2 separate regions of the Homo sapiens genome follow, and region 2 is linked to region 1. A link is an interaction called in ENCODE POLR2A ChIA-PET data of the cell type or tissue named here. Cell type or tissue: HepG2. All regions are shown on one strand. Links, peaks and the distances in the headings refer to the core of each region. The heading gives the core; the rest is flanking DNA.

The links. Peaks named below come from ENCODE experiments on the same cell type or tissue, not always from the same donor. Only the 100,000 strongest peaks of a DNase experiment are listed, where the experiment ranks them.
Region 2: POLR2A ChIA-PET joins it to region 1 with 7 read pairs; 6 of 35 experiments call an interaction of 5 or more read pairs at or near these places.

Annotation. Positions count from the first base shown.
Region 1 is chr12:110,086,464-110,098,628 of GRCh38, forward strand. LOC105369976 (a long non-coding RNA gene) reads right to left here. Exons shown (of 3, transcript XR_945334.2): 2 at 2,911-3,183. Among named protein-coding and RNA genes, the nearest start is that of IFT81, 32 kb to the right of the region's middle. In HepG2, for the core only: a CTCF peak has its summit at 4,434 (motif pointing left); a DNase peak (open chromatin) is centred at 4,948; H3K4me3 peaks cover 361 bases.
Region 2 is chr12:110,015,316-110,027,480 of GRCh38, forward strand. ANKRD13A (ankyrin repeat domain 13A) reads left to right here. Exons shown (of 15, transcript NM_033121.2): 4 at 1,073-1,118; 5 at 3,030-3,173; 6 at 3,824-4,013; 7 at 8,731-8,797; 8 at 10,427-10,508. Among named protein-coding and RNA genes, the nearest start is that of ANKRD13A, 22 kb to the left of the region's middle. RefSeq lists enhancers at 7,456-7,956, 9,619-9,688. In HepG2, for the core only: a CTCF peak has its summit at 9,387 (motif pointing left); DNase peaks (open chromatin) are centred at 9,366 and 9,716.

The DNA of each region.
Region 1 (12,165 bases), core at 2,757-6,756:
AAGTAGAGGGAACTGTTTGTGCAGAGGTCATGACCTTAAAAATAAAGAGCACGCCCCACTCTTCCTTTACTCCATCTCACAGGCTGGAATGAGAATCTGTAAGTGAGCCACCTTTGACCCAGAATTTGGGAACTCATACCCCTCACTTGCTAGTTGGTAATAGAAGCACGCTTGAAACAGTCCTTCCCACGTGTCCATTAATCCCGAGAGCTTGTCAGTCTCAGGGGTGTAGCAGACACTCTTAATTGCCCATTCAAAATTCATTCTAAGTGGGGCATGGGAGCTCATGCCTGAAATCCCAGCACTTTGGGAGGCAGGAGGATCCCTCGAGCCCAGGAGTTCAAGATCAGCCTGGGCAACATAATGAGACCCCTTTTCTCTATAAAAAATAGAAAATATAGCCAGGTGGAGGCAGGGCGTGGTGGCTCATGCCTGTAATCCCAGCACTTTGGGAGGCTGAGGTAGGTGGATCACCTGAGGCCAGGAGTTTGAGACCAACCTGGCCAACATGGCCAAACTCCGTCCCTACTAAAAATACAAAAAATTAGTTGGGTGTGGTGGTGGGCGCCTGTAATTCCAGCTACTCGGGAGGCTGGGGCAGGAGAATCGCTTGAACCCGGGAGTTCTAGACAGGTCTCACTGTATCAGCCCAGGCTGATCTCGAACTCATGAGCTCAAGCAATCCTCCCATCTCAGCCTCCCAAAGTGCTGAGATTACAGGTTTGAGCCAGTAGGCCTGGCCCCTACATCTTTCTTTAGAAGCCCCACAACAAATTTCCTCTCGTGTTTCATAGCCATACACTTGTTTTCATACCCATTCACTGCAGAGCCTGCAGTGAATCGAGATTGCACCACTGCACTCTAGCCTGGGTGACAGAGCGAGACTCTATCTCAAACAAAAAAAAAAGAAAAAGAAAAAATAGCCAGGTATGGTGGCATGCACCTACGGTCCCAGCTACTCTGGAAGCTGGGTGGCAGTTGGTGGGGGATCATTTGAGCCCAGGAGGTGGAGGCTGCAGTGAGTGCTGAGTGAGACCCCCTCTATAAACAAACAAACAAACAAACAAACAAACCATTCTATTTTCCTTGTTAACAGAATCCCCAATTTTATTCAGGTTTTAAACTCTTGAGAAAGACAACATCATCCCCAATTCAGGAATATCATGTTAGTCCCATTCTACTTGTGGGTGACTGGTGTAGGAATGGGTATGAAAACAAGTGTATGGCTATGAAACACAAGAGGAAATTTGTTGTGGGGCTTCTAAAGAAAGACGTAGGGGCCGGGCTTACTGGCTCAAACCTGTAATCTCAGCACTTTGGGAGGCTGAGATGGGAGGATTGCTTGAGCTCAGGAGTTTGAGATCAGTCTGGGCTGATAGTGAGACCTGTCTATAAAAAATTTTTAAATTAGCCAGGCGTGGTGGTGCATGCCTGTTGTCGCAGCTACTTGGGAGGCTGAGGTGGGAGGATCACTTGAGTGCAGGAGTCTAAGGTTGCAATCAGCTATGAACACATCACTGCACTCCAGCCTGTCTGACAGACTGAGATCCTGTCAAGGAAGGAAGGAGGGAGGGACAGAGGAAAGGAAGGAAAGAAGGCAAGAAGGCAGGAAGGAAGGAAAGAAGGAAGGAGTCATTCCTAAGAAACAGATGCGAGAAGAGATGGTCTTTCTGAAATGACATGCTCTGGATGGCAGAGCAGAATGATGGTAAGAACTTGGTTCGAACAATTGAGTTAACTAATTCAGGAGCTACCCTACTTTGGGACTTCTTTTTTTATTTTTTATTTTTATTTTTTGAGACAGAGTCTCGCTCTCTTGCCCAGGCCAGAGTGCAGCGGCACAATCTCGGCTCACTGGGGATAATGCTGCTATAAACATGGTTCTGCAAATTCCTGTTCATGTTTCTGCTTTCGATTCTTTGGAGATATAGCCAGTAGTAGAATTGCTGGGTCTTGTGGTAATTCTATATTTAAGTTTTTGAGGAAACAAGGTTTTTTTGGGTTTTTTTTTTTGAGACAGAGTCTAGTTCTGTAGCCCAGGCTGGAGTGCAGAGGCGTGATCTTGGCTCACTGCAACCTCTGCCTCCCAGGTTCAAGCGATTCTCATGCCTCAGCCTCCTGAGTAGCTGGGATTACAGGAGTGTGCCACCACACCTGGCTAATTTTTGTATTTTTGGTAGAGATGGGGTTTTGCCATGTTGGCCAGGCTGGTCTCGAACTCCTGACCTTAAGCAATCCGCCCGCCTTGGCCTCCCAAAGTTCTGGGATTATAGGTGTGAGCCACTGTGCCTGGCCAAGTTTTGTTTTTTCTTTTTTCTTCTTTTAACACAAAGAGCATTTCTTGTGTGTTTTTATGTAATCTACCCAGATAACCACCTGTGCCTGACAGCATCTCCTTTTTAACCCAAAAGCTGAATACATCGCTCTTGGAAGGAGAAATACCTTCCTTGCATCAGCAAGTCACCATCTCTCTTGCTAAAGCAGAGATAAAAATTTTTAATTTAATTCCAACAGGGCATTTTGCTACAGAGCATGGAGAGGGGAAGCAGAGTAAAGTTATGCTGAATAGTTGGACATTTAGGACATGAGATAAAAAGCAGAAGCAGAGAGACCAAGAGAAGGAAGAGAGGAACTGAATGTGGGACTTCAGCATGAAGATTCCCTAGAGTGGTCTTCAATAGAGAGTTCCTCCCTAGTCCTGGACTCCAGGAAGCCTGACTCATTTACAACATCTCCTCTTGTTTTCTACGAGATCTCGTCTTCCGTATTTCTCTCTGAGCATCTGTATACTAAGCCCTCAGTGTGTGACCGTCTATTCCTCACAATCAAACGAACACAGCTAAAACACAGTCTCATTCCCTCAGCCCCCACCAAACTGACAGCACCTTCATGTCAATGATATTGACTCACTTGGGCCCATTCTGTTGACCCAGTGACGTGGCATTCATCAGAGTAGTTGTCTCGATCCAGCTGAAGAGCTCCAAGTCAAATGGAGAAGCCAATGGAATGGGTAGGAAGTGGGATTGTCACCAGGCTGGGGCATGGAGATGGTGACATGGGATAAAGTAGGTACAGCAAACAGGACGTGAGGGCCAGAACCGACAGGCAGGTCAGGAGGGTGAGCTCAGGATCTCTGGAGGCCCCAGGAAGAAGGGGTAGGGACAGCACCTTGGCTCTGCCCACCTGCAGGAAGAGGAGAGGGGATGGTGGTAGAGTCTGTGATTGAAGATCTGTGTACTTCTCCCTGCCCATGCATAGCTCTTACCAAAACTCCCTCTTTTCACTGGCCTTTTTATCCAGTCAAACCAAATTTCCCTTGGCTCTCACTCGCTCTCTCGCTTTTTTTCATACCCACCCCCATTTCTCTTATGCCTGGAACAGTCTCCCACTTAGCATCTGCCTGCCCAGTTCTTTGCCTTCCTTTACAACTCCACCTACCACTTAGCTTCTCTGATTAAGTGAAAGTTGAATAATTATACTTCTTTCCCCAAAACACATCTCTGAAATCCCAAACATCCCTGAGGTTGCGATCTGTGAAGAAAGGTCTCTGATTGACTAATTTTCATTAAGGGAATTCAATGAGATGACTAATCATAAGCACCATGCCTGGCACCTAATAATGTTTAGTGAACTGAAGCTATTAATTAACAATGATATGTCATTAATAATAATAAAATAGTAATAGGATATAAGCTCTTAGAAGACAAGGACAGTGGCTACTCTATGCCCAGGTTCAGTAATCCAATATTCAAATATTTAATTATAGCAGAGATTGATAGGCTTTTCTGCCATGCCCAACTTCCCCCTCTAGCTCAACCTGAAATCAACAGACCTTCATATCCATAGCTGTGGCTTATTGTACCAGGGTGAACATCTGCCCAGGAGAGCCAGACTATTGGCTGGCCAGTGGTCAATTGGGACCTCTCTATTGAGAATATGAGCCAGGCACAGTGGCTCATGCCTGCAATCCCAGCACTTTTGGGAGGCCAAGGCAGGAGGATCTCTTGAGTCCAGGAGTTCAAGACCAGCCTGGGCAGCATAGCAAGACCCCATCTCTAAAAAAATAAAGAAGATTTTAAATTAGCCAGGCATGGTAGTGTGTGCTTGTAGCCCAGCTACTTGGGAGGCTGAGGTCGGAAGATTGCTTGAGCCAGGAGTTTATTTGCAGAGACGAGGTTATCCTATGTTGCCCAGGCTGGTCTCAAACTCCTGGGCTCGAGCAATCCTCCCACCTTGGCCTCCCAGAGTGGTGGGAAAGCAAACATGAGCCACCACGCCCAGCCCCAGCTCTGCCATCTATATGGTGTTACCCTCATCAGCATGGTCCTAAGTGGTTCCCACCAGGACTCAATTCTAAACAGAAGGCTGGAAGAAAAAGGAAAGGAGAAAGAAGGGGCATGTTCCTCCCTTGAAGGGCATGATCTATCACTGCCACTTGCTGGTCATTGGCCGGAGCTTAGTCATGCAGTCACACCTACCTGCAGTAGAAGGTGGGAAATGCAGTCCTTATTCTGTTGACCATGTTCCCCACCGAAAATCAGGACAACCAAATTGAGGACAACCAAGAATTCCTGCCACCAGTACAAATGAAACAGTCCTCTGACCTGGAACTGAATGACTAGCCTGTCCTACACGTGGAAGGAACTCTGGGTTCCCAGGGGATCTGGGCGGCTATGAAACGTATAACATAGCTCAGCCAGGAAAAAGCTCCCAGAAGAGAATTTATTTGTCTGGGAAGGTACAGGCAAAAAATGACCATTCTGCATTTTTCCGAGGGAAAGAGGCCCAACCAACCTCATGTGGTTTGTTCTGTCCAGCTTGGCACTGACAGAGGCTGGTGGGGGCTAGGGGAGGGTCTGAAAGTTCAGGGTCTCAGGTATGAACTATTGCTCTGACCAGGTGCTAGGTTGTGTCCTGTAGGAATGTGCTGGGTCCCTAGATGACCTCAGAGGTCACTGATTTCACAAGATCCACAAACAATTCAATATTCAAATATTTAACTGTAGCAGAGATGGATAGATTTTTTTCTGCCATGCCCAACCTCCCCCTCTAGCTCAACCTGAACGCAACAGACCTTCATATCTATAGCTGTGGCTTATTGGACCAGGGTGGACAGGGTGGATCAGCCTTCCCTGATCCACCAGCTGAAAGAGAGTTATGCTCTCCTCTGAGGCTCCACCATACCTGGAATAGACATCTCTTGGTAGCACCATGCTTCCTATGTTTTCAGTTGATATGGCTTAGGTCAAGCTGTCCCCATCCACAAGTCCCAGGGGTGGGTCCAGGACACAGTCCTAGACAATCAAAGCATATTTTCTCCTGGCTACTGTGCTTTGTTCAAGAGCAGGCACATGATTCAGGTTGGTCTAATATGAGTCTTGGAATTTTGGCTAAAATCATTGAAAAAGTGGTGCTCTTTGAGCTGGAGTTGCTAAGCTGGCAGGTTATGTGCCTAAAGCTCTTGGTGGCCATCATGCCAGCAGGGAATGAAGTTGACTTAGAGGAAACCAGAGGGAAATGATGGAGGGATTTCTGACGACATCATTTGAACACCCTGATCAAGCCATACCTGCAACCTCGACTAGATTTAGGTACCGGTAACCTCCCTTTATTGCTTAAACCAATTGGAGCAGGCATGCCTATCACTTTTTCACTTTTGACCAAAAGTCTTGGCTAACCTAGCATCTATGTGTCCCTTCATAACATAGCTTCTCACTTTGTAGCTGATGTTGCAATTATTGCTGAGCACATTTCATGGATCCTCTTTGGCTATGAGAAATTTTTTTTTTTTTTTTTTTTTTTTTTGAGACAGAGTCTCACTCTGTCGCCTAGGCTGGAATGCAGTGGTGTGATCTCAGGTCACTGCAACCTCTGCCTTCCGGGTTCAAGCGATTCTCCTGCCTCAGCCTCCCAAGTAGCTGGGACTACAGGTGCATGCCACCATGCCTGGCTAATTTTTATATTTTTGTAGAGACAGGGTTTCACCACGTTGGCCAAGCTGGTCTCAAACTCCTGACCTCAAGTGATCTGTCTGCCTCAGCCTCCCAAAGTGCTGGGAGTACAGGCATGAGCCACCATGCCCAGCTGACTATGAGATCTTGAAACCAGAATTCCTCCTAGGTGCCAGGCACAACTCAGATGTTTGGGGAATACTTGGTGAATGAGTGGATAGATCGATGGATGGATGGATGGATGGACTGATGGATGGAAATAATTAAGATAATACATGTTCCTCCAGAACGTCAAGTCCCCAAATTGCAGCCTATGCTTCTCCAGGCCTTTCTCAGAATCTTTGCCCCATCCTTGTGTTCATTCATCCAGGCAATACATGTTTATTGATCACTATGATGTGTGAGGCTCTGTGCCAGGGAATGTGTGGTGCAGTGGTGCAGAGCCTGTGCTCTGGAGTCATATGGACCTGGATTTGAACCCCATCTCTGCCGCTTAATCTTCATGTGACCCTGGACAACTTGCTTAACATCTCTGAACCTTGATTTCTTCATATATAAAATGAGCGTTAGTGGTATTTTCTCCGTAGACTTGTTGTGAGAATAACCAAGATAAAATGACCACTTATTATGTGCCCTTTACAAATGTTAGCTGTAATTATGCTCTTGCCTTCCAATTTAACTAGCTAGATAGGTAGGCAAGTAGGGAGAGAGAGAGAGAGAGAGAGAGAGAGAGGGAGAGGGAGAGGGAGAGGGAGAGGGAGAGAGAGAGAGAGAGAACAGCAAACAAATGCGTTTTTTTCTCTCTCTCATAATTTGTGGAAGATATACTTGTCTAGACCAGTGATTCTCAACTAGGGGTGACTGTGTGCCCCAAAGACGTTTGGCAATGTCTGGAGACATTTTAGTTGTCATGACTGAGGGAGTGCTACTGGCATCTACAGCCAGAGTTGCTGCTAAAGTATAGGACAATCCCCGTGACAAAGAAATGTCTGGTCCCAGTATGCACAGTGGCTGGGACAGGCATAGTGGCTCATACCTGTAATCCCAGCACTTTAGGAGGCCGAGGCAGGAGGATTGCTTGAGCCCAGGAGTTCAAAACCAGCTTAGGCAATATGGGGAGACCCTATCTCTACAGAAAATACAAAAAAATTAGCCGGGCATGGTGGTGTGTGCCTGTAGTCACAGCTACTTGAGAGGCTGAGGTGGGAAGATAGCTTCAGCCCAGGAGGTTGAGGCTGCAGTGAGCCATGATCGTGTACTGCACTCCAGCCTGGGCCATAGAGTGAAACCCTGTCTCAAAAACAACAAAAACAAACAAAAAACAAAACAAAACAAAAGTCCACAGTGCCTAGGCTGAGAAATCCTGGTCTATAATGCGTTGACATCTTTGAAATCAAGTACCACAGTCCAAGGTACATAGTAGGTGCTCAGTGAATGTTTGACAACCACATGAATGAATGAATGAATCAATCAATCAATCACAGAATGAATGAATCACCAAATGAATGAATGATTATATAGTTCATTTTTCGTTTGGCTGAGTGCCTGGGACCGGGCTGTATCTGAGCAGCTGTTCAGTAAATGGTTATTGACAAGTTCCTGTAAACATCCCCCTCCAAAGCAGTTGGGGAGCAAGATCCTGGCGGGTGAACACCCAGCCTCACAGCTATGGTTCCAGGTCATGATAAATTGCTGTGGGAAGCCACAGAGCAGACAGCTCATCACACATTGTGATGGATTCATTGTCTTATCTTGTGGCCCCCTTTATCTCAAACTCTCAGCAGAGAAGGATATAAAGGGGCTGAGCTGAGCGAGAGCCTGTGGATGCTGCTCTTCAGGAAAAGGAGGGGAAAATCAGCCCAGACTGGGGATCATCATTAACAGGAGCCGGTTAGAATTAGAGATGGGGGTGCGGATGGTGGTGGGACTCTCTTCATCCCCACACCCTATCTAATTCATTTATTCAACAAATATTTATTGAGTACCAGAGACTCTTTGGGGATACGTGAATTAATAAAACAGACAAAACCCCTACCCTGTTGGAATTTATATTTTAAAGAAGCAGGATGAACAATGGACACATAAGTCGGACATACTGTATATGAGGAGCCCTGTACACTAGGAGAAAAATCAGGCAGGGAGGGAAGATAAGGCGTGTTTGGGGTTGAGCTTTTCCATTGAGGTGAAATTCACATAACATGAAATTAACCATTTAAAAGTGAACAATTTGCTGGTGCGCGGGCTCAGGCCTATAATCCCAGTACTTTGGGAGGCTGGGACGGGAGGATTGCTTGATCCCACGAGTTGGAGACCAGCTGGGCAACATGACAAGACACCATCTCTATTTTTGTTACTGTTTGTTTGTCTGTTTGTTTTGAGACCAAGTCTCACTCTGTTACCCAGGCTGGAGTACAGGCGTGATCTCAGCTCACTGCAACCTTTACCTCCTGGATTCAAGTGATTCTCGTGCCTCAGCCTCCCGAGTAGCTGGGACTACAGGCATGAGCCACCACACTCGGCTAATTTTTGTATTTTTTTAGTAGAGACAGAGTTTCACCAGAGTTCAAGTCCAGGCTGGTCTCCAACTCCTGACCTCAGGTGATCCACCTGCCTCGGCCTCCCAAAGTGTTGGGATTACAGATGTGCGCCACCGTGCCCGGCCTCTATTTTTTTTTTAAGTGAACAATTTAGTGGCATTTAGTTCATTCACAATGTTGTGCAACCACTATCTCTGTCTAGTTCCAGAACATTCTCATTGTCCCAGAAGGAAACCCCATACCCATTAAGGAGTCCCTCTCCATTCCCCCTTCCTGCAGCCCCTGGTAACCACCAGTTTTCTTTCTCTGTATGGATTTGTCTGTTTTTGGATATTTCACATAAATGGCGTCATACACTATGTGGCCTTCTGTCACTAGCTCCTTTCACAAGAAGCTCACCTTGTTTTCAAGATTCATTCATGTTGTAGCATGTGCCTTTCATTCCTTTTTATGGCTGAACAAAATTGAATTGCATGGATAGACCACATTTTTTTAATTCATTCATCTGTTTAGGGACATCTGAGTTGTTTCCATCTTTGGCTATTGTGAATAGTGCTACTATGAACATTCAGGTTACAAGTATCTGTTTGAGGCTGGGTGCAGTGGCTCATGCCTGTAGTCCCAGCACTTTGGGAGGCTGAGATGGATGGATCGCTTGAGGTCAGGAGTTCGAGACTAGCCTGGCCAACACAGTGAAACTCCGTCTCTACTAAAAATTAAAAAATAAAAATAAAAAATCTTGTGTTTGAATCCCTGTTTCCAATTCTTTTGGGTAAAAACCTAAGAGTGGAACTGCTGTGTCATATGGTAATTCTATGTTTAACTTTTTGAGGGATGGCCAAACTGTTTTCTACAGCAGCAGCATCATTTTACATTCCTATCAGTGATATACAAAGGCTCCAATGTCTTTATCTTCTCACCAATACTTGTTATTTTTGAGAGAGAGTCTCGCTGTGTCACCCAGGCTGGAGTGCAGTGGTGCGATCTCAGCTCACTGCAACCTCCACCTCCCGGATTCAAGTGATTATAGTGTCTCCTGAGTAGCTGGGATTACAGGGACCTGCCACCACGCCCAGCTACTTTTTGTATTTTTAGTAGAGACCAGGTTTCGCCATGTTGGCCAGGCTGTCTTGAACTCCTGACCTCAGGTGATCTGCCCACCTCGGCCTCCCAAAGTGCTGGGATTACAGGCGTGAGCCACCGCGTCTGGCCTCCATTTTAAAACTAATAATCGACCTAGTGAAATGAAGTCGTATGTCATGTGGTTTGGTTGGCGTTTCCCTAATACAAATTATTATGTGGTAAGCATCTTTTCATGTGGTCATTGGCCATGTGTATATCTTCTTAGATAAATGTCTATTCAAGTCCTTTGCTCACGTGTGACTTGGGTTGTCTTTTTGTCATTGAGTTAGAAGCATGGGGTTTTATTTATTTATTTATTTATTATTTTTGAAACAGAGTCTCACTCTTGTCGCCCAGGCTGGAGTGCAGTGGCGCAATCTCGGCTAACTGTAACCTCCACCTCCCGGGTTCAAGTGATTCTCCTGCCTCAGCCTCCTGAGTAGCTGGGATTACAGGCGCCTGCCACCACAGCTGGCTAATTTTTGTACTTTTAGTAGAGACAGGGTTTCACCATGTTGGCCAGGCTGGTCTCGAACTCTTGACTTCAGGTGATCCACCCACCTTGGCCTCCCAAAGTGCTCCCAAATTACAGGCTTGAGCCACTGTGCCCGGCCTTATTTATTTATTTTTTGAGACAAGGTCTCACTCTATCACCCAGGCTGGAGTGCAGTGGCACAATCATGGCTCACTGCAGCCTCAACCTCCTTGGCTCAAGCAATCCTCCCACCCACCTCAGTCTCTTGTGTAACTGGGACCACAAGCATGTACCACCACACCAGGCTAATTTTTGTATTTTCTATAGAGCCCAGGTTTTATCATGTTGCCCAGGCTGGTCTCAAACTCCTGGTCTCAAGTGTTCTTCCTGCCTCAGCCTCCCAAAGTGCTAGGATTAATAGTTGTGAGCCATGATGCCCAGCCTAAACTTTTAAATAGGGTGATCAGAAAAGATCTCCCTAAGATGATGACTTTTAAGTGAAGACCTTAAGAAGGTGAGAGGGTGAGCCAAGGAGATAACTGGGAAGAGCATTCCAGGCAGAGAGGACAGCAAATACAAAGATCCTGAGGCAAATCACTTTCATTTGTCTGTAACTCTGTTTTCCTGTCTGCAAATGGGGAGGAATAAGACCATGAAGCATCCCAACAAATGGTGGCAAATTATCAACACCTGGGCTCGCCCACTGCTCTTGCTCTTAAGCAAGATACTTAATGAATGTCTCAGAGCTTCAGTTTGCTCACCTGTAAAATGGTGATAATAACTGTACCAATCTCACAGTGTTGTCAGGAGAATTAAAAGACATATGCTTTGCCAGGGCCTGGCACACAGTAGTGTTCACAAATGTAGGGTTTGAACCCAGACTAGGAGGACTTCCAGTCCTGAGGGGTGATCATAGCTCACTGCAGCCTCGACTCCCCAGGCTCAGTGATCCTCCCACCTCAGCCTCTCAAGTAGCTGGGACTACAGGGCATCTGCCACCATGCCCAGCTAATTTTTGTATTTTTTGTAGAGACAAGTTTCACCATGTTTCCTAGGCTGGTCTCAAACTCTTAGGGTCAAGTGATGTGCCTGCCTTGGCCTCCCAAAGTGCTAGGATTACAGGCATCAGCCACCATGCCTGGCCCCTCTTCTTTTTTTCAGACAGAGTTTCGTTCTTGTTACCCAGACTGGAGTGCAATGGTGCAATCTCGGCTCACCGCTACCTCCACCTCCTGGGTTCAAGCGATTGTGCTGCCTCAACCTCCCGAGTAGCTGGGATTACAGGCATGTGCCACGATGCCTGGCTAATTTTGTATTCTCAGTAGAGACTGGGTTTCTCCATGTTGGTCAGGCTGGTCTCGAACTCCCGGCCTCAGGTGATATGCCCGCCTCAACCTCCCAAAGTGCTGGGATTACAGGCCTGAGCCGCTGCGCCCAGCTTTGCTTCGCTTCTCCCCTCCCATTCCCTCCCCTGCTCCTCTCCCCTCCCTTTCCTCTTCCTTTCCTCTTTCTTTTCTTTTCTTTTGAGTTAGAGTCTCACTCTGTTGCCCGGGCTGGAATGCAGTGGCACAATCATGGCTCACTGCAGCCTTGAACTCATGTGCTCAAGCGATCCTCCTGCCTCAGCCTCCCAAGTTGGGATTACAGGCATGAGCCACTGCACTTGGCTCAGTTCCCCTCATTTCTGTGAGAGAGTCTAAAGGGTTTCATGGTGGGGAAGCCTGTGGTCCATCCTGACTGCCTCCCTATGTTTTCCCCTATCTATGTTTTTAAAAGCATAATTTAACCAGCCTGGCCAACATGGTGAAACCCCATCTCTACTAAAAATGCAAAAAATTAGCCGGGTGTAGTGGCGGGCACCTGTAATCCCAGCTACTCAGGAGGCTGAGACAGAAGAGGTTCAAGTGAGGCGAGATTGCACCATTGCACTCCAGCCTGGGCAACGAGAGAGAAACTCCATCTCAAAAAAAAAAAAAAAGCATAATTACTTAGATTCTAACATCAAGCAGGGAGATTAGAGTCTGAATCCCAGCTTTCACCGAATGACCTTGGGCAAATGTCTTAACCTCTTTGAACTAAT
Region 2 (12,165 bases), core at 7,277-11,276, 67 kb before region 1:
TAGGAAGCACTTGCCAGCACACAAACCTTTTACAGTCAAGTTGCTCGTTGAATGGATGGAATTGACATTCCCTGCCCTTTGCCTAGAATAGGTGGTTACCCACATTTGCTTGGCAGTGCTTAAGCCCATCTTCCCAGGTTCATCTTTCTCTTACTGTTAGGAACCTGACTGGAACCCTGAATCAGGTTTGACTTTTATCCCCCTCCAATCCTCTTATTCTCTTGCTTTCTGTTCACTTTCTTTCTTGATTTTTTGAGATGGGGTCTCACTCTGTTGCCCAGGCTGGAATAGTGCTATCTCGGCTCATGGCAACCTCTGCCTCCCAGGTTCAAGCAATTCTTCTGCCTCAGCCTCCCCAGTAGCTAGGATTACAGGCGTGTGCCACCATGCCGAGCTAATTTTTGTATTTATAGTGGAGATGGGGTTTCACCATATTGGCCAGGCTGGTCTCGAACTCCTGACCTTAACTCATCCACCCGCCTCGGCCTCCCAAAATGCTGGGATTACAGGCATGAGTGAGCCACTGTGCCCGGCCATCTGTTCACTTTCTTAATGTCTAGACATATTTTATATCAAGGTAAAATAACACTCTAATATTTAATAAAATAAGTAATGGGCTTACACTTGTTTTTTCTTTCTTTTTTTTTTTTTTTCCATACAGTATCTCGCTCTGTTGCCCAGGCTGGAGTGCAGTGGTGCAATCTTGGCTCTCTGCAGCCTCCACCTCCTGGCCTCAAGCAATCCTCCCACCTCAGCCTCCTGAGTAGCTAGGACTAGAGCGAGCCACCATAGCCAGCTACTTTCTGTATTTTTTGTGGAGACAGGGTTTTGCCATGCTGCCCAGGCTGGTCTCAAACTCCTGAGCGCAAGTGATCACCCGCCTCAGCCTCCCAAAGTGCTGGGATTACTGGCATGAGCCACCTCACCCGGCTAGGGGCTTACATTTTATTTCTTCTTATTTTCTCTTTTTTTTTTTTTTAACCCAGGGTTTTTAAGAACCCTGTTAACCCCTGCTTATGTTGTGTTGATAGTGCCAAGGGTAATCTGTTTTAAACCTTTGTCTGCCCTTCAGGCTCCGGATTTCTATGTGCAGATGAAATGGGAATTCACCAGCTGGGGTGAGTGGCTGTGGGCTCGTTATTTATTTCTCTTTCTAAATTTACTTAGCCCGCATGTAGGTTTATTTTTCCTTTGTAAAAGTTACATGTATTTTTTTTTAGTCAAGGAAATACATAGTGAAGAATAAGGAAAAATAATCACTGATAGTCCCAGTTAAACACAACTGTTAATGCTTTGGGTGTTTTTCATCCGGTCTTCCCCGCCATGCATAGGACTTTTCCTCCCAGGCATTCATGAAGGTAGTATATAGACAATTTCATTTCCTCCTTTTGTCATTTATAGCCGACATCTATATTATTAGTTTTAAAATGTCACTTTATTTTTATTTTTTATTTTATTTTTATTTTTATTTTTTTGAGACAGAGTCTCACTCTGTTGTCCAGGCTGGAGTGCAGTGGCATGACCTTGGCTCACTGTAATCCTCATCTCCCAGATTCAAGCGATTCTCATGCCTCAGCTTCCTGAGTAGCTGGGATTACAGGTGCGCGCCACTGTGCCCAGCTAATCTTTGTATTTTTAGTAGAGAGTGGGGTTTCACCATGTTAGCCAGGCTGGTCTCAAACTCCTGACCTCAGGTGATCCACCCACCCTAGCCCCCCAAAGTGCTGGGATTACAGGCATGAGCTACCATGCCCAGCCTAATTTTTGTATTTTTAGTAGAGATGGGGTTTCATTATGTTGGCCAGGCTGGTCTCGAACTCCTGTCCTCAGCTGATCCAACTGCCCCAGCCCCCCAAATTGCTGGGATTACAGGCATGAGCCACTGCACCCAGCCCAAAATGTCACTTTAAATTGCTAGAATTTTAATAAGTAGATTTACCATAATTTACTAATTTCCTTATGTGGTTTAGCTTGATTCTTTTAAACTTGTTATTCTAAACAAGATGAGGTGAATATTGGAATAGCTTATTTTTTTTTAACAAAATGGATATATTTCTCTAAAGTATTACGTAGGCAGTTGACTGACAGTATATTTCCATAGATGTTCTACTTTCATTTCTTGTAGATAAATTAACGATAACTCCTAACTTACAGGGTTTCAGCTGTTTCCATTTCCAGACTTCCCTTTCAGGCAAGAAGTCATATTTGTATGAAATGTTTAAATGACATAAAAGTACGTAAAAGAATAGAACTTCAGATTGTTTTGAGAAATGAAATTTTTTTCTAATGCACATAGTCACTCTTATTTCAGGTTTTGTTAAAAAGTGGCATACTTAGGCCGGATGCGGTGGCTCATGCCTGTAATCCCAGCACTTTTGGAGGCTGAGGTGGGAAGATCACCTAGGTCAGGAGTTGAAGACCAGCCTGGCCAACATGGTGAAACCCCGTCTCTACAAAAATACAAAAATTAGCCGGGCATGATGGTGGGTGCCTGTAATCCCAGCTACTCGGGAAGCTAAGGCAGGAGAATCGCTTGAACCTGGGAGGCGGAGGTTGCAGTGAGCCAAGATTGCGCCACTGCACTCCAGCCTGGGCGACAGGGTGAGACTCCGTCTCAAAAAAAAAAAAAAGTGGCATACTTTAGACATTTGATACTCTGAATGGTGGATATGACAATATGGTAGGCCACAGCCATATGGCAAGAGTTGCATATGTGAGTGAGGAAGGCCAGATGTACAGACCTTATATAGTGGGGACAGACCCCACTATAAATTGGGGCTCATTTCAGGATCAAGAATACTCTTGGGAAATTTATTTAGACTTTTTTTCTGGTGAATGGAATGGAAGGTTCATTTTTATTTTTCAAGAGTGATTTCCTGTATGGTAAATATGAAAGCCAAGAAGTCCGTTGTTTGATGGTCACCATCTTGCCACTCCCCTCCTTTTATTAAATCAGAATCCTGATTTCCTGGCCTAGGTATTCTTCTTGGCCCTTGAGTTTTTCTCAGTAGTACACTTCTCTCCTCCAGTGCCCTTGGTTTCTAGAATATGCCCAAATGATGTCTGTCGCATCTGGAAAAGTGGTGCCAAACTGCGCGTCGATATCACATTGCTGGGATTTGAAAACATGAGCTGGATAAGAGGGAGGCGTAGTTTTATATTTAAGGGAGAAGGTGAGTGACTTCTCTTGTAGTAATCACTGCTCAAGCAAAATTACAGGGTGATTTTTAACCAAGAAAATGCTTTCACATTCATGTGACTTTTCTGTCTGATCCTTCCTAGGGCATGTTTTTTTGGTTATTCTTATTAATTATTCAGCTCTCCATCCCTGTCTTCGTTCTTGTCTGGCTAGCTCTCCTTCATGTGTCCTTTACCACCCAGCAGTTACCCTTGTGATGTGTCTGCTTCACTTTCCTGAGCCTTTGAGCACAGGCCTTCTGTGTGTATCTCTGTATAACCCTCCATAATCAGGCATGAGAAATGGCATTGCTCACCCAATGTTGTGCATACATAATTTCTGTGAATTCTGTAATAATATATTTTATAAAGGACATTGATGGAATATATTGCTAATAAGAATGCAGATTATTAAGAAAAATTCCGCACCTTTGGGGAAGATGGCTCAGAGCTTCCTATGTGTTGTGGAAAGCTGGTCAGATAATCCCTGTGCAAATAGGTAGTCGATAATCAGTACACTGTAGGTTTTACCAGATAGCACCTGGGAGGACACACATGAAAGATGATACATTTTAACATACGAAGCTTCCTTGTTTTTGCATCTTCCCTACTTTGCACTTAGTTATGCCTTTGTTTCCATTAATAGACAACTGGGCGGAGTTAATGGAAGTCAACCATGATGACAAAGTGGTCACCACCGAACGCTTCGACCTTTCCCAAGAAATGGAGCGCCTCACTCTGGACTTGATGAAGCCAAAAAGCAGGGAAGTTGAGCGGCGGCTCACAAGCCCTGTCATTAACACCAGCCTCGATACTAAAAATATTGCTTTTGAAAGGTACAAATTTAGACTCTAAATTTTAATGTCTAATCCCCATGCTGCCATCTTGAGTGACATGTATGTATTAATTGTAAATTATGGATGGATTGGGCTTTTTCTAATATGACATAATAAACACTAGTGGGTTTTAAGATTGATCTCTAACCAGTAGAAATTGTAGCTGACACTCGACACCATCCATCATTTTTACAGTTAAGTCTTAGAAGACTTAACCAACATGAAGAGTATGAAGAAATGTCTTCCTTTTCTTTTATGTCTTTTATGTGCCCTTTCTAGTGGATTTTACTTGAATCCTATTTTTGTCTTAGTGTTTATGGATCCACAATACTCAGTCCCAGACCACAGAGCGTGGAGTTTCTGGAGGTTAGAATTGACCCAGTACTGAGTTCAGTTGTACTGATATTGGTCAGTCAGATTCACACTTACTATATAGTTAAATGTTTGTTTGTTTGTTTGTTTGTTTGTTTAACCCACCTGTGAGGTTTAATAGTTTAGAGCAAGAATCTGGAGGGGATTCAGTTCTGTTCCAGACTCATAAAGAATTCTCCAGAGAGGTCTGTGCCTTGGTTAATCCAGATGAGGACACCATCACTGGTCATGTGCCTCTGGGCCACATGGAGGGCATGGGGGGGCCTTTGAGTAGAGGCTGTCAAAGCTGTTCGCTTGTTTCTACAGTGGAGACCACTGATCCGAGGGAGTCCTAAGAGCACTGATAGTATTTGCCTAGGATGTCACATCCAGCTTTCTGCAAGCCAAAGTAGCTTAGCCTGAGAAAATGGACACTATCATCCTGATAGTATTTGCCTAGGATGTCACATCCAGCTCTCTGCAAGTCAAAGTAGCTTAGCCTGAGAAAATGGACGCTATTATCCTTATAGTATTTGTCTAGAATGCCACATCCAGCTCTCTGCAAGCCTAAGTAGCTTACCCTGAGAAAATGGACACTATTATCCTGGACTTAGGCCTTCTTTTCTCTTGATGAATATAACAACTGTCCTCTCATTATATTTTTCTTTTCTTTCTAGTATAAAATTGGTTAATAAATGTGTTTAGTCAAGCATAAAACTTGTTAAGTATCCTTTTCTTCTAATTTAGATTGAGCTGTGGAATTAGGACATCTGTTTGTAATAGAAGAAGAAACCAGTGTGTCCAGGGCTGCTGCTAGGGCAGGAGGGTGGCATCCCTGGAGGCAGGGTCAGTCCTCTTCTGCCAGCCTCCTTGCACTGGCCTGGCCAGTTGACATTCATGGTCTTTCAGGGACAGCAAAATTTAGGGACTGACTGGCTTTCCCTGGGAGGGCCTTGGAAAGACATTTCCAGGCTTCCGCATACCCTTCTGCAGACAGGGAGGCCCCTTCAGCTTAGGGCTCTGTTCATAACCCCAGAAGGCAGAGGAAGCTGCCTTTTCTGCCACTGTTCATCCGTAGGGATGAGATGGGGAGGAACTGAGTGCCATCAGCAGGGCTCCTAAATAACTGCGACTTTGGGCAAGTGGCCTCATCTCTCCAGTTTTCTGTTTCCTTAGCTGAAAGAAATAATTGAGTGAATCTGGAGATGAAATCTCCAAAGTCTGTGACTCTTAAGATGTCTTGAGAAGAGACATTGTTCCCCATATTGTTCAACAGTAGAGTTGCCAGAGTCATTGTTTGTTGAAGTGCGATTTGTGAAGAGAGGGTGACAATTCCTGGCTGTTACCCCACTGAGTATAAATGGGAAATGATAGCATATTCCATTTGTACCGAGGACTAAGGCACATTTTGTATTTTTGTGCCCACAGGGTTTTCAGAGTTCTCAAGCTAACTCTTTTGCAACTGACAGTGTGTAGCTGAGAGAGAATTTTTGGAAGACAGCTGCTTTGTTTTAATGGTGCTCAGAATTAAATGTGTGCTTGTCGTGCATTGAGCAAGAATTGAGCCACTCCTTAGGATTGATACCAGCTACGAAAAGAATATAGCTGCTCTTGAATGTGAGGTTTGTTGGTATAAAAAGTGTGTGAATTTACTTCTGATCAGAGGTGTGAGTATTCATTTGATTGAATTTGGAAGGTGTGGCCTTCTCTCATTTTCTTTTCTTTCTTTCTTTTCTTTTTTCTTTCTTTTTTTTTTTTTTTTTTGAGATGGAGTCTCGCTCTGTCGCCCAGGCTGGAGTGCAATGGCACGATCTTGGCTCACTGCAACCTCCGCCTACCGGGTTCAAGCAATTCTCCCACTTTAGCCTCCCGAGGAGCTGGGATTATAGGCACCCTCCATCATGCCCAGCTAATTTTTGTATTTTTGTAGAGGCGGGGTTTCACCACGTTGGCCAGGCTGGTCTTGAATTCCTGGCCTCAGGTGATCTGCCTACTTTGGCCTCCCAAAGTTCTGGGATTACAGGCATGAGCCACGGCACCCAGCCCCCTCTCTCATTTTTTGATGGTCACTTTTCCACTTTTTTCTAATCCGTTACTCAGAGCTTATGTGTGCAAATTAATACCCTGCCCTGATGAATTTTTGGCCTGCAGTATATACACTGTGGTTGCAGTTTGAATTTTTCCCTTTTCTGAAAGATTATGCTTTGCCCACCTCAAACAAAATATTCCCTGCCACCTTCATAGCCTTTCTCCTGATTGTGTAGCAACCACCAAGACACAGTGCCTGTGAAGTGGCCTTTGGTGTGGTCTCAGTGGAGACAGGCAGAGGTGAAAATGGCACGAGAGGGAAGCCAGGTGTTCTATCATCTTCGGATGCTTTTGCATGCAAAGTTACCAAGGGCCACAGAGTTATTAGGAAATTAAAATTTAAAACAGGGTATGAACATTGGGTTGAATAACTAAACTGCTTCCAAGAGTGGAAATGCTGAGCTGGGCGTGCTGGCTCACGCCTGTAATTCCAGCACTTTGGGAGGCTGAGGCGGGTGGATCACGAGGTCGGGAGATCGAGACCATCCTGGCTAACACGGTGAAACCCCATATCTACTAAAAATATAAAAAATTAGCCAGACGTGGTGGCGGGCGCCTGTAGTCCCAGCTACTTGGAAGGCTGAGGCAGGAGAATGGCGTGAACCCAGGAGGCGGAGCTTTCGGTGAGCTGAGATTGCACCACTGCACTCCAGCCTGGGTGACAGTGTAAGAGTCCATCTCAAAAAAAAAAAAAAAAAGAGTGCAAATGCTTAGGGCAGTAGAGGCAGGATTGCCGAAGGAGCAGAGGTAGCCCGGTGAGGAGCTTGGTGGTTCCTTGGGAGAAAAGCATAGCGCCGTCTTCCCAGCGTGCATGAAGGGTGAGGTGGAGCAGACGTAATCATCTTTCCATCCATCAGAAGAGTCTGTGCCAGAAAACAGTGACTTCCTGTGGCAAGACATCAAGTGACTTAAGCAAACAAGGAACTGAGGATTGAAGGAAAAAGGCTATCTCGATTTTCTGGTATTAATGATAAAAGGGGATTGTAGCTTATTAATCAGTTGAGTCTGGTTCCTTACCTTCTGCCCCTGTGACTGTTATCTTGTTTCTGAAGTGTCAGTTGGAGATAGCATTTGGTATAATACTTTTAGGATTCCTCTGTTTCCATCCACGGGTTGTGCTGTCCTAATTGTAGACAACTAGTAGGAAAATGGGAGCTCTGATCCCTCCTGTTCTGATGGGCTAAAATAGACACATAAACTCATTATACCATCTGGACTAATTTCATTGACCAAATCCCATTAGAAGAAAAGCAAACTATTTGGAAACAAAATGCTAATAACCGCATATGTTCTTTGTAACGTGGCTAACCTGCTGCTGTTCCCTGAGCTTCCTGCATGACATCCCAACCACTCAGTGGTCAGAGCAGAAGTCAGGCTGTTGCCGTAGCCAGGGCCAAGAGGAGCTGGGATGTGATGTCCTAGACAAAGGGTAGGGCTGGTCAGGGATCCCCTGTGAGAGGGAGCGTTTCCCAGGGCAAGCTGCTTTGAAAAAGAATCAGAGCCTCCTGGCTGCTTTTGGTTCCTAAATACATTTTTTTTCAGGAGTATGTTGAGTTGAATAACTGAGATTTTGGGCATATTACCAATGCTGCATCTGCCACTGGAATGCTGGGCTACTTTAAAAGGAGTTCCACAGAGATGGAATTAACAGCTGGGCTAAAAAAATCTGTTTTTCACATCCTTTGCCCTGCTGCACCAAACCTGCCCAAACATGTGACTCAGCTATTTTGCAGACCTAATGGCATCTCCAAGCAGCTCACCACAGTGATGAGTTCCTGGCCCACCTGCTCTTTTGTAAGGAGCAGGATGGTCTGTGCCTCATTGTTCTAAGAATTCCTCGAGTGAGATGTGGCTACTTGTGGAGATCCCACCATTGACATGCATGTCCCCAGTTAAGATGACCCAGATAAATGCTCTGACCTGGTTACCACCTTGTGGCAAGCCCTTGGATGCTGGTCATCTTCAGTCACTTCTTTGGGACTGCTGTCCAATAAATGTCACCACCTTTGTCCTCAATGCTGGCAGTTTTGTAAAGAAGCCAAGATTGGAGGCTTTCTATGCCTGGGGTGAGGCAAATTGATTAATAACTGTGGGAGGAGGGTGGAGGGTGCATAAGCCATCTGTCATTGCTAACCGCCTCCTGTGGACAATAGGACCATGATTTCCAAGTGTCCTTCACTAACTTAAGCTGGGGGGGAAAAAAACTATAAAGGCTACAGATATAAATCTGAATGGCATATTGTACATGTAGAAATTTGTGGTGTTCACTTTTTATCAGAACTAAATCCGGATTCTGGGGCTGGAGGACAGATAAAGCAGAAGTTGTTAATGGTTACGAAGCAAAGGTAAAAGGAAACTCTTAAAATAAGATTTAATATAGCTATTTAGCTTCTATGCAAATGAGGAATCTGTTCCCATTTTTTTCATGCATCTGTGCCATGGAGATGCTCTGGGGAATGAGAACTGTCTAATGTGTCTCTCACTTGGATGTTTGATTTTGTCTTATTTGACTTTCAGAAAATGGGATAGCATGCCCTGAGGAGGTCTGTAGCTATGCTAAAGAGAAACAATATGGTAGAGAAATGAGTACAGGTACCAGTTGTTCTGGTAGGAATGACAAGCTAGTCATTCCCTTAATTATTTAAAAAAAAAAAAGGAAGAGGAAGGATTAGACTTCACATGTGTTCAAATGTTGTGTAGTAGCTTTTGAGTCTCTTTTTTGTTAAATCAGCTTAATTGTAATCAGCAGGCGCACAGCCCATTTGCATGACATCAGTGCATTTAAAACATAGTTGTAATAGTGGAGACGATTGTTGATCCAGTCATCTGGCATTTTGTCAGCTGGAAAGCTGTTTCCTGGCCTTTCAGTCCCTCAGTACAACAGGGATTGATGGCTTTTGGTGTTGGAGCCCAGTGCTGCAGGGTCCTCTGGTGGCCTCTGAGTGAGCAAAGAAAGGCTTACGTCATGCTCAGCAAGATACATTTAGAAGCACTTGTCATAGTGCTGAGTGTGTTTTCTGCAGCTTTGAATGTTGGGGCTCCTCACGTGGCATATAGAGAGAATTCTTTGTTAACTGTTATGTTTGATTTTCTAGACCACCATATTCCCCAGTTATCCTTGATAACAGAGCATTTGCTCTGGCAGTTACAATAATTTTTGTCAGTGCACAGAATGCCTTTTAAATAGTGACTTGCTGGTTTTCTCTACAGCTCATAAGTCTATAGAGAACCTTGTGTTCATACCTTTCTCTTCTGCCCAGCAGATGGCTGTCTGAGTCATACTAGTATTACAAGACTACCAGCGGAGGCTGGGTGCAGTGGCTCACGCCTGTAATCCCAGCACTTTGGGAGGCCCAAGTAGGCAGATCACTTGAGGCCAGGATTTTGAGACCAGCCTGGCCAACATGGTGAAACCCCGTCTCTACTAAAAATACGAAAATTAACCAGTCATAGTAGCACATGCCTGTAATCCCAGCTACTCTGGAGGCTGAGGCACGAGAATCGCTTGAACCCAGGAGGCGGAGGCTGCAGTGAGCAGAGATCACGCCACTGCACTCCAGCCTGGGCAACAGAGGGAGACTCTGTCTCAAAAAAAAAAAAAAAAAAAATTACCAACAGAAGTACAGGATCCTGGTTTGGGTACCTTAGTTTAATAGAAACCCAGGTGGAAACCTAGATTGCAGGGCATTTGTTTGAGACTATTTAGCCACAGCAGGGCAAGCAGGAAGATGCAGCCTGTCACTGCTAACTCCTTAGTATTAAAACTGTCAAACATGGGAGGTAACTGCTGATGCATTTTTCAGTTGATAGTTTATATACTTTCTCTGAAGGATCCTAATGATAGTTAACCATTTCTCATTTTTATTTTGCTGGATTGTTTTCTGTTTTTTGCTTCAGCATTCTTGCTTTTGCTGTGCTTACTTTTGGAGTTTTGATTCCCTGTGTCACTGTTTTCTTTCGCATACACCTCTCAGGTTTACACAGTAAACAATGTGAATGTGATCACCAAAATACGCACAGAACATCTGACCGAGGAGGAAAAAAAGAGATATAAAGGTAATCACCACCACCCTCCCACCTCCTGTTTTGTTGTTATTTTTTAAGCCTAGAGGGAACTCTTTGTTGGCTCTGTTAAGTTTAGGGTTAATGTGATTGGGTTGTGTTAAGCCTAACCCTAACTTCTTCTCTCTCTCTCTCTTTTTTTTTTTTTTTGAGGCAAAGTCTCGCCCTGTCACCCAGGCTGGAGTGCAGTGGCACGACCTTGGCTCACTGCAACCTCTGCCTCCTGGGTTCAAGTGATTCTCCTGCCTCAGCCTCCTGAGTAGCTGGGATTACAAGCACCCACCACCACGCCCGGCTAATTTTTTGTATTTTCAGTAGAGACGGGGTTTCACCATGTTGGCCAGGCTGGTCTCGAACTCCTGACATCAGGTGATCCTCACCCACCTCGGCCTCCGAAAGTGCTGAGATTACAGGCGTGAGCCACCGTGCCTGGCCCCTAACTTCTTTTTTATAAAAATTTCTGGCCAGGCACGGTGGCTCATGCTTGTAATCCCAACACTTTGGGAGGCCAATGTGGGCGAGTCACCTGAGGTCGGGAATTCAAGACCAGCCTGACCAACATGGAGAAACCCCATCTGTGCTAAAAAAAAATACAAAATTAGCTGGGTGTGGTGGCCCATGGCTGTAATCCCAGCTACTCAGGAGGCTGAGGCAGGAGAATCACTTGAACCTGGCAGGCGGAGGTTTTGGTGAGCTGAGATCGTGCCATTGCACTCCAGCCTGGACAACAAGAGTGAAACTCCATCTCAAAAAAAAAAAAAAAATTTCCTGGCTGAGCACGGTGGCTCACACCTGTAATCCCAACACTTTGGGAGGCCAAGGTGGGCAGATCACTTGAGGCCAGGAGTTTGAGACCAGCCTGGCCAATATGGTGAAACCCTATCTTTACTAAAAATACAAAAATTAACCAGGCGTGGTGGCGCACTCCTGTAGTCTCAGCTACTGGGGAGGCTGAGGCAGGAGAATCGCTTGAACCCCAGAGGTGGAGGTTGCTGTGAGCCAAGATTGTCCCACTGCACTCCAGCCTGGGTGACAGAGCTAGACTCTGTCTCAAAAAAAAGAAAAAGGAAAGAAAATTTCCTTAGTCTGACTCATTCTTGGAGGTGTTTCCCCATAGTTGGCCTCAGCTGTAATTAAAGCTATTCGTGAGGGCTTGTTTATGTGTTATCAAGAACAATTGTTGAATTCAGCCAAAAAAGGAGATAAGGACATTTGAGAATATTTATCATTGGAATGAGTGATTTAGTCCAAACTATTGTGATGAAAGATTTAGACAGAACTTGGGGTCCAAGCAAAAACATTGCATGTGGTTGCCACATCCCAGCCCCATCCCAGCCCCACCAGTTCTATGGCCTTGTGAAATTACTTCTGCTCTGTGCCTTAGTTCCTCAGCAGTGAAATGCAGGTGATACCCAACCTTCCTTAGAGTTATTGAGAGGATTAGATGAGTTACGACGTGGAAGCCTTTAGAATGGCGCCTGCAGTATGTGGTAAGCATGCAGTAATTGTTCACCAGCACCACCACCACCATTGCCATTACTCCACTTTGACAGATGAGGGAACTGAGGCCCAGAACACATGGGTAGCGAGTGGCCAAGGTGGGGTTGGAATCCAGGTCTGGCTCACTCCAAAATCCAGACTCTTCCCATTA